2 separate regions of the Homo sapiens genome follow, and region 2 is linked to region 1. Evidence: chromatin contacts called from ENCODE Hi-C or POLR2A ChIA-PET data. All regions are on one chromosome and are shown on one strand. Each heading gives the region's core, a stretch centred on a gene start or an enhancer-like site at or near the end of the contact. The rest is flanking DNA. Distances are from core to core; before and after follow the strand shown. Region 1 has its middle 41 kb from the start of IFNG. Region 2 has its middle 4.3 kb from the start of IL22.

Region 1 (6,382 bases), core at 2,801-5,300:
TAATATTATGTCTAAAAAACAATGTACATATCTTAATTTAAAAATACTTTACAGGCTAGCGTTGGTGGCTCATGCCTATAATCCTAGCACTTTGAGAGGCAGTCGTGGGAGAATCACTTGAAGCCAGGAGTTCAAGACCAGACTGGGCAACATAGCAAGACCCAGTCTCTACCAAAAAAATTTAAACATTAGCTGGGCATGATGGCATGCGCCTCTAGTCCTAGATAGTCAGGAGAATGAGGCAAGGGGATCTCTTGAGCCCAGGAGTTCGAAATTACAGTGAACTCTGATCATTCCACTGTACTCTAGTCCAGGTGACAGAGTGAGACCATGTCTCGAAAACATAAAAGATATTTTATTGCTAAATATCGAAAATGATTATCTGAGCCTTTGGCAAGTTGTAATAGTTTTTGCTGCTGGAGGGTCTTGCCTAGATGTTGATGGCTACTAGCTGATCAGGATGGTGGTTGTGGAAGGTTGGGGTGGCTATGGCAATTTGTTGAAATAAGACAACAATGTGCTTTGCTGTATTGATTGACTCTTCCTTTCATAAAAGATTTCTCTGTGGCATGCAACACTGCTTGATAGCATATTACCCACGGTAGAACTTCTTTCAAAATTGGAGCCAATCCTCTCAAATCCTGCCACTGCTCTATCAACTAAGTTTATGTAATATTCTAAATCCTTTGCCATCATTTCAACAGTGTTCACAGCATCTTCACCAAGAGTAGATTTCATCTCAAGAAATCACCTTCTCTGTTCATCTCTAAGAAGCAACTCCTCACATACTCAAATTTTATCAGGAGGTTGCAGCAATTCACTTGCAGCTTCAGGCTCCACTTCTGCTTCTTTTGCTATTTCCACCACATGTGCAGTTACTTTCTCCACTAAAGTCTTGAATCCCTTAAAGTCATCCACGAGGGTTGGAATTAACTTCTTCCAAACTCCTATTAATGTTTATATTTTAAACTCCTCTCATGAATCATGAAAGTTCTTAATAGCAGCCAGAATTGTGAATTTTTTCCGGGTGATTCTCAGTTCACTTTTCCCAGATCTATTCATGGAATCACTATCTATGGCAGCTATAGGCTTTTAAAATTTATTTCTTAAATAATACAACCTGAAAGTTGAAATTACTCCTTGATCCATGGGCTGCAGAATAAAGCCTAACACAGAAGGCATGAGCTCTTGGGTGACTAGGTGCATTGTCAATGAGAAGTGACATTTTGAAAGAAATATTTTTTTCTGAGCTGTAGGTCTCCACAGTTGGCTTAAAATATTCAGTAAACCATGCTGTAAACAGATGTGCTGTTATCCAGGCTTTGTTGTTCCATTAACAGAGCACAGGCAGAGTAGATTTAACTGATGTTAAATTCTTAAGGACTTTAAGATTTTGGGAAGGATATATAAGCATGGGTTTCCACTTAAAGTCACAGCCACATTAGCCCCCCTAACAAGAGAGTCAATCTGTCCTTTAAAGCTTTGAAACCAGGACTTGACTTCTCCTCTCTGGCTATGAAACTCCTAGATGGCATATTCTTCCAATATAAGGCTATTTCATCTGCATTTAAAATCCATTGTTTAGTGTAGCCACCTTCAACATTGAACTTAGCTACATCTTTTGCATAACTTGCTGCAACCTCTCCATCAGTACATGCAGCTTCACCTTGCACATTTGTGTTATAGAGACAGCTTCTTTCCTTAAATTTCATGAACCGACTTCTGCTTCCTTCAAACATTTCTTCTGTAGCTTCTTCACCTCTCTTAGCCTTCACAGAATTGAAGAGATTTAGGATTTTGCTCTGGTTTAGGCTTTAGCTTAAGAGAATGTTGTGGCTGGTTTGGTCTTCTATCCAGGCTACTGAAACTTTCTTCATAGCAGCAATAAGATAGTTTTACTTTCTTGTCACTAATGTGTTCATTGATGTCACACTTTTAATTTCCTTCAAGAACTTTTCCTTTGCATTCACCACTTGGCTAACTGTTTGGTGCAAGAGGACTGGCTTTCAGACCATCTCGGCTTTGGACATGCCTTTCTCACTAAGCTTAATCATTTCTAGCTTTTGATTTAAAGTGAGAAAACATGTGACTCTTCCTTTCACTTGAACACTTACGGGACATTGTAGGGTGATTAATTGTCCTGCTTTCAATATTGTTGTGTCCCAGAGAATAGGGAGGCTCAAGAAGAGGGAGAAAAACAGGGAACACCTGGTTGGTGGAGCAGTTAGAACACACACAACATTTATCGATTAAGATCTCTGTCTTACAGGGGCACAGATCTCGGCGCCCCAAAACAATTACAATAGTGACATCAAAGATCACTGATCACAGATCACCACAACACATATAATAATAATGAAAAGGTTTGAAACATTATGAGAATTATCAAAATGTGGCACAGAGATACAAAGTGAGCATATGCTGTTGGAAAAACAGAGCCAATAGACCAGGTGGATATAAGGGGTTACCACAAACCTTCAATTAGTAAAAACCACAATATCTGCAAAACACAGGAAAGCGAAGCGCAATAAAACAAAGTATGCCTATACTTACGTGGTTGGCCTCAGTTGTATTACGGGGAATTATGGAAGGGCCTGTGCTACATACAGTTCAGACAAGCTGGAAAACAGGAGGGCAGAGGTCTATTTTCTGAGATCAAGCAGAGGGTATGAGAGTGGTCTCTGGAAGGTGGCAGGGATGATCACAGCAGCCCAGCCCCGAAGGTCATGACAGCGCAGAGGAAGACAGAGACCTGGGGAGTGGAGGAGGGAGGAACAGTGAAACCTGACACTGAGAGCTCTCAGAATACTGAGAGAGCAGTTGAGGTAGGGGGTTCCAGTTTTTAGCATTTGGGCAAGAAAAGGAGGGGAGTACACAATTTCGTAATTTAGGCAATTACAAAATAAATAAATAAATGTCTCTATTCTGTAGTCATGCTGATGAGGCCTGAGACATATGGGTCAAAGCCCTCTGTCTCTAACTGCCCCATCCCTCAGATTGCCAAGAGCAATAGGCTTCTGGAAAAAGATTCAAATGACCTTAAGATAGGGTCAACAAAAGTTGTTACAGATGATTAAATGTATGTCTGAAACACTGATTTATGCCATTGGAGTAATTAACTTACCCTCAGGTATCCCCCCTTCTTAACCATGAAGAGTTCTCAATGGCCCCAGGACCCTGACTTAGGCTATGACTTAAGGGATCCCTGGGTGTTTCCAGAAGCTAGGCCCAGCCCAGCCCAGAGTGTCCCACCCAGACCTGCCTCTTGCCTGCTGGAGAAAGAAGGGTTGTTTGACATATCCCTGAACAGAGATCAGCCACCTGAAAGAATTAAAAAGACTTAAGAATCCATCACGTGTAAAAAGATCGTCGCACCATCTTCCTACACCTAATCACAATTGAGTGCACATTTTCAGATTAAATGGACAAACGCTTGACTTCTATTTCATATATATCCATATACAAAAAAAATCAGAAAGTGGTATAGAAATTGTATTTACTGAACATTAAGCACAACCCATTTATTTCTATTTAAATAGCACCAAAACCTCAGTAACATTTAACAGGTTAACAATATAGACTTGAGTCATATTGAGTCTGACATTGAGTCAGACCTAGATTTATATCATGCTCTGCCACAGATACTCTGGTATCTTTAAGCTAATTACATATCCCCAAGCCTCAGCTGTCCCCAACTGCAAGATGGCCATGATGACAGATGAGAACAGATAACTCAGAGTGTGGCTATGAGAACTAAATGATTTAACGCCTGTAAAACATTTAGAAAAATGCCTAGCATGTGGTAAGTGCTCATTAAACATAGCTATATTTAAATATTTCTAAAATATTGCCAAATCCAGATGCTAATGACTAGGGCATCCTAAAAGACAGATTTAGAAAGGAAATTGCTGTCTATATTCTGAACAGTACAGTAACTGTGTTTTGACTTTGTCATTTGCCACTTCCATCCAGTGCTTTTCTGGTAGCATGCTGGAAAATGAACCACAGCACACTAACACCCACACCCCAGCAGCTCTCTAAATCAGTTGTTCTTAAATGAGTCAGCACACACCCAAGCATCTTGGTCACTAGTCGGATGTACACAGGCTGCAGGTTCCCAAACAGACTTCAGCTGCTGCTCTGAGTAAACATTTTCTGGCAGCACACCAAGGGGGCGGGTGGGGACACAGGTAGGCATCTTCTCGGGTCTAGGTTCAGATTTCATATTGAACTCAAAATGAGCTGATGAGTTCAAGGTCCCTGTTTCTGCTAAAAATAAGCCTACACAGCAAGGGTGTTGCACTAAACAGTTTGCCCAAGCTGCCTGGAGGAAGCATCTTCTGCCCACATTGCGCCTTGGTGTAACCAACATTCAGAGTCCCACAGTTTCATGACCACCAACTTCACACAATTAGCTGAGCTCTATGTAAAACTGTTTCTATCTGTTCCTACCTAGATTTTTCTCCTTGAGACATAACTCTTCTTTTTAAATTGTGAATGAAGATATCTGACGTGAGTGCTGGGAAAGTCATGGCAAAAGGCCTGGGTGGAAAATCAAAATGTCATCATTATATTCTTTGGGTTCATAACATCCGAGGAAATAGGTACCTTATACCTTGATCTTCTTAGAAGTGAAATAAAAATAGCCCATCTACCTCACAGGGATCACAATTTCATGGTCCTTTGTAAAACTTAAAAAAAAGGTGTTAAGTATAAAATCTCAATTAATGGAATACTCAGGCAAGAAAATACCCTGGTTTATGCATTTAAGTCTTTTTCTAGCCTTTTGTCAAAAGCTTTTCTAAAAATACAGTCACCCATTAACTAAGTACATTATGATGACAGTTTTTAGCTTTGAGGATTTGGAAGCTTGAAATCAATCAAGCACATTAAATAGTACATGTCTTTTGATTTGTGGTCAATTACTATTTCAAAATGCAATTCTTAACCTCTGGTCAGTTGCTTTCCAGTTAGGGTTTATATTTTAGCTAAGAAAGTTGTTGTTTCCCAGGAATGAAATTGAGCTCAATCTAGTTTTCCATGCACAAATTATAGTAACAGGAACACCGCCATCCCTAGTTTCTAAGGAAGAGAACCAGGCATCTTAAAAAGTAAGGTCCTAGGCAGGACTATAAAGCAAACAATGATGAAATTAGCTTTAGAATATGTTTGGAAAATTTGGCTTACACTAATAAGGTACTATTTGAAAGAGATAAATGTTAAAGGCCTGCATTAAAGGTTTTAAAAATAATCGATTATGTACATTTCAGATAGAAAGACCCTGGCTTGCCAAGGTTTAAAAAAAAGTCAGAAGATCTTAGATGACCACAAGCTGAAACTGAGCCACCAGCATATATAATATGATTGCTAAAAGCAGCACTTTCCTAGCAGTTCCACTGTAGTGCAACAGACTACCACATCTTAAAGAACATAGACAGATGAGATCTCTCTTCTTTCATTTCTTTACTCAGCCCACTGCTTTCTAAGTTCTGCCCCCACCCATCACCACCACCAACTCTGAAACTGTGACTGCCAAAGGTCACCAAGGACCACAGATTGGCAAATCAGTGGACTCATTTCTGGTCTAAGAACTTGCCATCTTTCAGCATCTGACATCGTTGACTATACACTCTTCCTTTGGCTTCTCTGATGCCACTCTCTTGGTTCCCCTAAACCCCTGGCTAGCCCTTTCCAGTCCCCTCTTATCTTCCTGACTCTCCATGTTACTGTGACTGAAGATCCAGTCCTTACCCCTCTTTGCTCACTCTCCGACACTACTTAGTGATCTTAACTGCTCCCATAACTTCAACTGCCACCTGCAGAAGAAGCCCCAGATCTTTCAGTCTAGTCTGGACCCATCCCTGAGCACCAAACCTATTCTCCCCAACTGTGCTTGGATCTTCTCACTTCTCCTGATCTTGCTTCTCCTCTTCTGCCTGCTTTTATACAGTGCTTTTATATTGCCAAATAACACCACTATCCATCCAGTGGCCTAAGCCAGAACTTCAGGACTTCTTCAATTCTCCCTATCCCTTAGCTGCTATACTGAATCAGTGACAAAAATTTGGCCTCCTTTGCTTATTTTCTATTCACTTCTTCTTCCCAATAGCTCACCTCACACTATAGTTTATCTAAGAGCAGGAAGAACCCCTGGTTCTTGTCCCTGGGGGTGTAGAAAGATTATCTGTTAGGCTGCCTGCCTCAAAGCACATCATCCAATGATTCTTCTGAAAAAGTTCAACTTTCTATATGCTACTATAAAAAAAAACTTTAATAAAAAACTATTTTTAAAGAATGTGAGGCTAATGCTGATAGGAAGTGAAAATAACTTCTTTTCCTTGATGTTAAGGCATCTTGTAGGAATGAACCAATATTAAGAACT
Region 2 (6,049 bases), core at 3,291-5,790, 140 kb after region 1:
TGTGAAGGTGGCCAGAGGAGAAAGAAGCAAAAATGAAGATTAGTGAGAGTAAAAAACACCACATGATCACACTTGCATGTGGAATCTAAAACACTTGAACTCATAGAAGGAAAGAGTAGAATGGTGGTTGCCAGGGGCTGGGTGGGCAAGGGGCAGCGAGATGGGGAGATGTTACCCAAAGGATACAACATTTCAGTTAAAGAAGAGGAATAAGTTGAAGAGCTCTATTGTCCATCATGGTGATGATAGTTAAGAACAATATATCGTATGCTTAAAAATCACAAAGAGCATAGATTGTAAATGTTCTCATTACAAAAAAAAATTTCAAGTATGTGAGGTAATGCATATATGTTAATTCACTCAATTTAGCCATTCCACAATGCATGCGTATATCAAAACATATATGAAATCAACCTAAGTATCCACAGATGGATGGATGAATGGATAAAGAAAATGTGGTATATATACACAATGGAATACTATTCAGCCATAAAAGAAATGTAATCCTGTCATTTGCAATAACGTGAATGAACCTGAAGGACACCATGTTAAGTGAAATAAATCAGATGCGGAAAAACAAATACTGCATGATCTCACTGATATGTGGAATCTAAAAAATAATAATGATAATAATAAAGTTGATATAGAAGCAGAGAATATAACAGTGGTTTACCAGAGACTGGGGGAGTAAGTGGGGAAAGGAGGATGGGGAGAGGTTGGTCAACGGGTACAACGATACAATTAGAAGGAATAATTTCGGTGTTCTATTACACAGTAGAATGACTGTATTTAACAGGAAAATATTGTATTTTACAAAATAGCTAGAAGAGAGGCTTTTGAAGATTCTCACCACAAAGTAATGATAAATGCATGAGGTGATGGATACACTAACTAACCTAATTGTATCATACAGCATACACTTATATCAAAACATCAAATTATACTCCATAGATATGTACAATTATAATGCATCAATTTAAAAAATAAGTAATTTTTAAAACATCATATTGTGTAACATAAATACTGTATATATAATTTTTATTTGTCAAATAAAAATAAGATTTTTTTTCTGAATTGAAAAAAAATAGGTGTGTTCCAAATGTTTCCTTGGGGTTGACCATGGGCCCAAGAAAAGATGATGAAACTCTTCCTTATTCAGTTTCCTATTATATATGGCCATTTTTGCCCAGAACTCCGTATAATTCTATTAGCACTAGATTTAAGCTATTCATCGATTAAATAGGCTTTTGTGGGTTTGCCTGGGAAACTGACCAGCATACATAATTTTCTTTCCACGGGAAAATAAGTTTTGACATCGTTGAATTACATGCTTTCGAGGGAAGAGTCTCTGTCTCTTTCGTCTTTGTGACTCCAACACTTAGAACAGTGCTACACACATAGGAAGGACTCAATAAAAGCATATTGACAGCCTTTACGGTATTTCTAAAGTTGATGTTTGACCCAGTCCTGCTTACCAGCTTATTGTTCCTGAATAGAAAATAAATCACTGTGAAACAGAAAGAGAATGTCAGAAAATTGCAAAGCCCTCTTTAAGAGCAGCAGTGTGTCTCTTATTCATTGTATGCCCCTGATGGACCAAGCATCAAGAAGATAGTGTTAATGGAGCCTAGATCTTAAGTTTCAATGAGTTTAACTAAAACTCACTAAAGGGAAAATCTGCTCTGGTGTTGTATGGGGGTTTCTGAACAGTCATACTAGGAGTCTCAGAAATATTTGCTATTAGAAGAGATTGTGAGGCTGGGCGCAGTGGCTCACGCCTATAATCCCAGCACTTTGGGAGGCTGAGGTGGGCAGATCACCTGAGGTCAGGAGTTTGAGACTAGTCTGGCCAACATGGTGAAACCCTGTCTCTACTAAAAATACAAAAATTAGCCGGGGGTGGTGGTGCACCTATAGTCCCAGCTACTCGGGAGGCTAAGGTGGGAGAATCGCTTGAACCCAGGAGGCTGAGGTTGCAGTGAGACAACATCACCGCACTGTGCTATAGTCTGGGTGATAGAGCAAGATTCTGTCTCAAAAAAAAAAATGGAAGAGATTGTGGGTATAACAAAAAGGTGATCCTGTGAAAACAGCAACCAGAGACATATGTATGCTAAATACTTTCAGATTATAATGGGCCTTTTCTGCAGTTGTTTCCTTGTGAATTTTCAAGTCTCTCCCAAAGCCACCGCAGATGAAGAGCAACCCCAAAGCCCACCTCCCAGGTCCCAGACAGACCATACCCATGGTTGATTTGGAATATGTAACAATTTACCTGATCTAATGCCAAGAAGGACTAATCAGAATCCTCAACCAGAAGTAGGCTTTGGCTGTCTCATTCACTATACTGTGCCTAGCACATGGAACAGTGCCTGGCATATAGTGGCAAAATAAATATTCATTGATCACATACATAAAATAGTTTCCCAACTCATTGACTGATGCTAGAAAATCCATGACTGGAAATGCATTCTTTAAGACACAAATCTCCCTAGAAGAAAGAAGACTTCTGGTATCACAGGTAAAAAGATTTGTACTCATCATACTCTTCAGTCCAGTGCACATGATCATTGTTCCATACAAGTTTCTGTGTGTGTGTGTGCACACGTGCGTGGGTGTGATCCTACCCTCATCATTCTCCTTCCCTCCCCACTAAACACCTACCACCACCTCTACCATTGCCATAGGTCATGGCTCTAATGTTTCATGTGTATTTCTGAATATCGATGCATCCCTGTGCAAAAAGAAGTGTTGTTTAGTGTGTGTAGGTATTTTTATTTTACAGGAATGGCTCTCTTTCTTACCTTTTTACTGAGCATGATGTCTTACCATCTGTCCATGTTTCTTTGTGTAGCCTCTGCTTGTAATGTGACATTCCAGAGTGTGTACCGACCACATCTTACTTATTCATTCTCCAACAGTGGGCACCTGAACTGCCTCCAATTGCCCAGACCACAGACATTGTAGCTCTAAACACCCTTAACCAAGTCATTTTTATGGTATTTTTTGAGAGTATTTTTGACATAATTTTTGAAGTATGTCCACTAAGTCATAAGGATAAGTTTATTAGCATTTACTAAATATTGCCAGATTGCTCTCCAGAAAGAGTGTTAATCTACTCTCACACCAGCAAATAAAGCTTCCTCTGTTTCCTTAAATCCCCCTCCACACTTCGTATGATCCAGCTTTAACTTGGCCAGGCTTTGGAGGTTTAAAATGGTATCTATCTTGTTACTGTTTTAATTTACATTTTTCTTCATACACTAGTAGCCACTCGGGTTTCCACCTTTTATACATTGGTTACTTACATTAGTCACTCATTTTTCTAGCGGGCTTTGCTCTTTTTCTGTTGTTGATTTGTAAGAGTTCCCTGTATATTTTTGGTTGTAGCCATAACAAACTCTCCTCCTTTTGTTTTGTTTTTGTTTTTGTTTTTTTTGAGACGGAGTCTCGCTCTGTCACCCAAGCTGGAGGGCAGTGGTGCAATCTCAGCTCACTGCAACCTCCACCTCCTCAGTTCAAGCAACTCTCCCACCTCAATCTCCCAAGTAGCTGGGATTACAGGCATCCGCCACCATGCCTGGCTAATTTTTAGTAGAGATGGGGTTTCATCATATTGGCCAAGCTGGTCTCGAACTCCTGACCTCAAGAGATCCACCCACCTTGGCCTCCCAAAGTGCTGGATTACAGGCATGAGCCACCACACCTGACCTTCTCCCAATTTTTTATCTGTCAATTCACTTTGTTTATTTGGCCTTTGTTGAACAGCAAGACTTAATTTGGATGTCATCTAAGACATTATTTATAATTATATGATTTGCACTTTTCAAGGTTTGTTTGAAAAGCCTCTCTCCATCCCAAGGTCACAAAGACATTCTTCTATCTCGTCTTCTATTTATTCTATGGCTTAACCTTTCACAATCAGGTCTTTAATGCATTTTTGTATGTGATGAAAGGTAAGAAATCCAACTTTATTCTTCTCCACATAGTGAGCCAGTTTTCCCAACATAGTCCACTAAACAATGTCTTTTATCATATGTGAATTTCCCATACATAGAAATATATATCTGAGTCCTCTTTTTTGTTCCATTGGTTTATTTATTTTTCTTTTTGTTCTTAAGCCAGTCATTACTGAAGAGTGTCTTTAAAACTGAACAGGAAATTTTACGTTTTTTGCTCTACTTTTTCAGGGCTGACTTAGCTATTCGTGGACTTTTCATATATATTTTATATAAAGCTTATGATAAATTTGTCAAGTTCCTGGAAAAATATGGCAGAAATTTTTACTAGGTTTTTATTTAATGTAAAGACCAGTTTAAGGAGAATTAACATCTTTGTAATGTGAACTCATTACATCCAAGAGTATCGACCATGTCTCTGCCAAAGACCTTCTTTTATACCCTTTTGCTAGTCTTTCAAAAATTTTTTCACTGAGGTCTTGTGTATAAGATTTAATTCCTACTTACTTCATGGGAGAAGTAAGATGCGAAGCTGTTATTAGTCACATTTACCTTGGTGTGAATAAGTACCCAGCTGGCTTGGAGAAAGGGATTATTCAATTACTCATCTCCTGAGAACACGAAGAGCAAGTGATTCACAGCCAGTGAGGAGAAGAGGTTAGAGGTACAGCAAAAAACAAAAGCTAGAGACTGGGGTTTTCAAACATAAACTGCATTTACTTCCCACTTCTGCTCTAAGGTAACCCTGGTGGTACCCAGAGTAACTTCCTACCAGTCCCACCTCACCTGCCACAATCTGCCCACAAAGACACTTGTCAACCATAGCCACCTTTCCCTTCTTCCTGGGGACTGAGTCTTCTCAGTCAGTATTATATCTCATCTTAAAGAGAAGACTCTATCCACAGGAATGTGTCATAATGTAAACGAGCATGTTTTTCTCCCTACTAATGCTAAGTACTGAAATCAACTTAAAAGATAGAGGAAGGCAACATTTATGGAAATTCTTCACTACTCTAGTGCAAACAGAATTTGATATTAGCTTCCTAACATCTGCCCTCTACTGTCATAGATTTTTTGAAGACCACAGGTACATCCCAGTCTCTCTTTTCATTTATTATTTTGGCGAGTAAATAGGTGTAAAGAGTCATAACCCACACTTGCTTCTGCCACCAGAGATTCAAAACACAATTAATTTACTAATATCGGTGAATATTTTATCCCAGTTCTCTAATCAGTTTTAGAGTTATTAACATTTTTCACATTTTGCAGACGCTACATATTATTTTAAAACATAACTTTTAAAAATTCATATTCAAAACTCCGTGATTCTTGGTGTTGTCTTACCAGATCCTCTCAGCCTTTGATGGGAACATTGTGGGCCAAGTAAACTAAACATTTGCTACACCCTCACGACCCTGTTAAACTTTTAAAAATATGAACCACAGGGTATATATTTGTTCAGTCTTAGTGGATAATGCAGAACTGTTTTCTAAAATGGTTTTTCCAATTTGTACTCTTTAGAGTAGCATATGAGAGTTTCATTTTCTATAAATGCTTGCCAACAATTGGTATTGTCTGTCCAAACACAGTTCCAAAGCCTGGGTGATTTGGTTTTAAAATATCACAAATATCAATCCTGAGAAAATGCCCCTTTTTCCTTTTCTTTGTCACTGTTCTAATTCAGCGGCTGCATGTGTACTATAAATAGGGTAAATTATCCCAAATTTGGGTTAGTTGGACAAGATGTCGCTCTGAATCAGGGCAGATCTGAAATGTAGCCTGTTGCAAAAGAGGTGCAATCTTGTTATTCCTTTCATATTCTTACAACCAAATAAACGAAGATAATAATATTTCAACCTGTTTAACAAATATCTGTTTTGTTGCTGTTGGAATATTTTGCCAAATAAGGAATCTTGGCTCCACATTTCTTACTTCTAAAAAAATACAAAAATAGCATTAATTATATTGTAGTAACCTCAGGATTAATCTGAAATGGACTTGCTTTTGAAAGAAAAGATTAAATGTACATAAATGCTGATTAGAGAATTAGAATTTAAACTGTATTCATATTAGTTAGTTAACATGCCTTT

What was found. Hi-C counts contacts between places; a loop is a spot of excess contacts on that map. ChIA-PET counts read pairs that join two places held with the same protein, here RNA polymerase II (POLR2A). Pooled maps may share reads with other maps.
Region 2: a pooled map shows a loop between it and region 1 (4-fold over the local background). The contact joins two enhancer-like sites. A Hi-C loop is called at or near these places in 6 of 50 pooled maps. POLR2A ChIA-PET finds 5 or more read pairs at or near these places in 2 of 52 experiments (CD4-positive, alpha-beta memory T cell and activated CD4-positive, alpha-beta memory T cell).

The regions. Positions count from the first base shown.
Region 1 is chr12:68,115,806-68,122,187 of GRCh38, forward strand. No RefSeq gene overlaps it. Among named protein-coding and RNA genes, the nearest start is that of IFNG, 41 kb to the right of the region's middle. Within about 2 kb of position 4,051, at least 2 of the 41 ENCODE cell types and tissues checked have a DNase peak (open chromatin) inside an H3K27ac peak, as active enhancers do.
Region 2 is chr12:68,254,876-68,260,924 of GRCh38, forward strand. No RefSeq gene overlaps it. Among named protein-coding and RNA genes, the nearest start is that of IL22, 4.3 kb to the left of the region's middle. Within about 2 kb of position 4,541, at least 3 of the 41 ENCODE cell types and tissues checked have a DNase peak (open chromatin) inside an H3K27ac peak, as active enhancers do.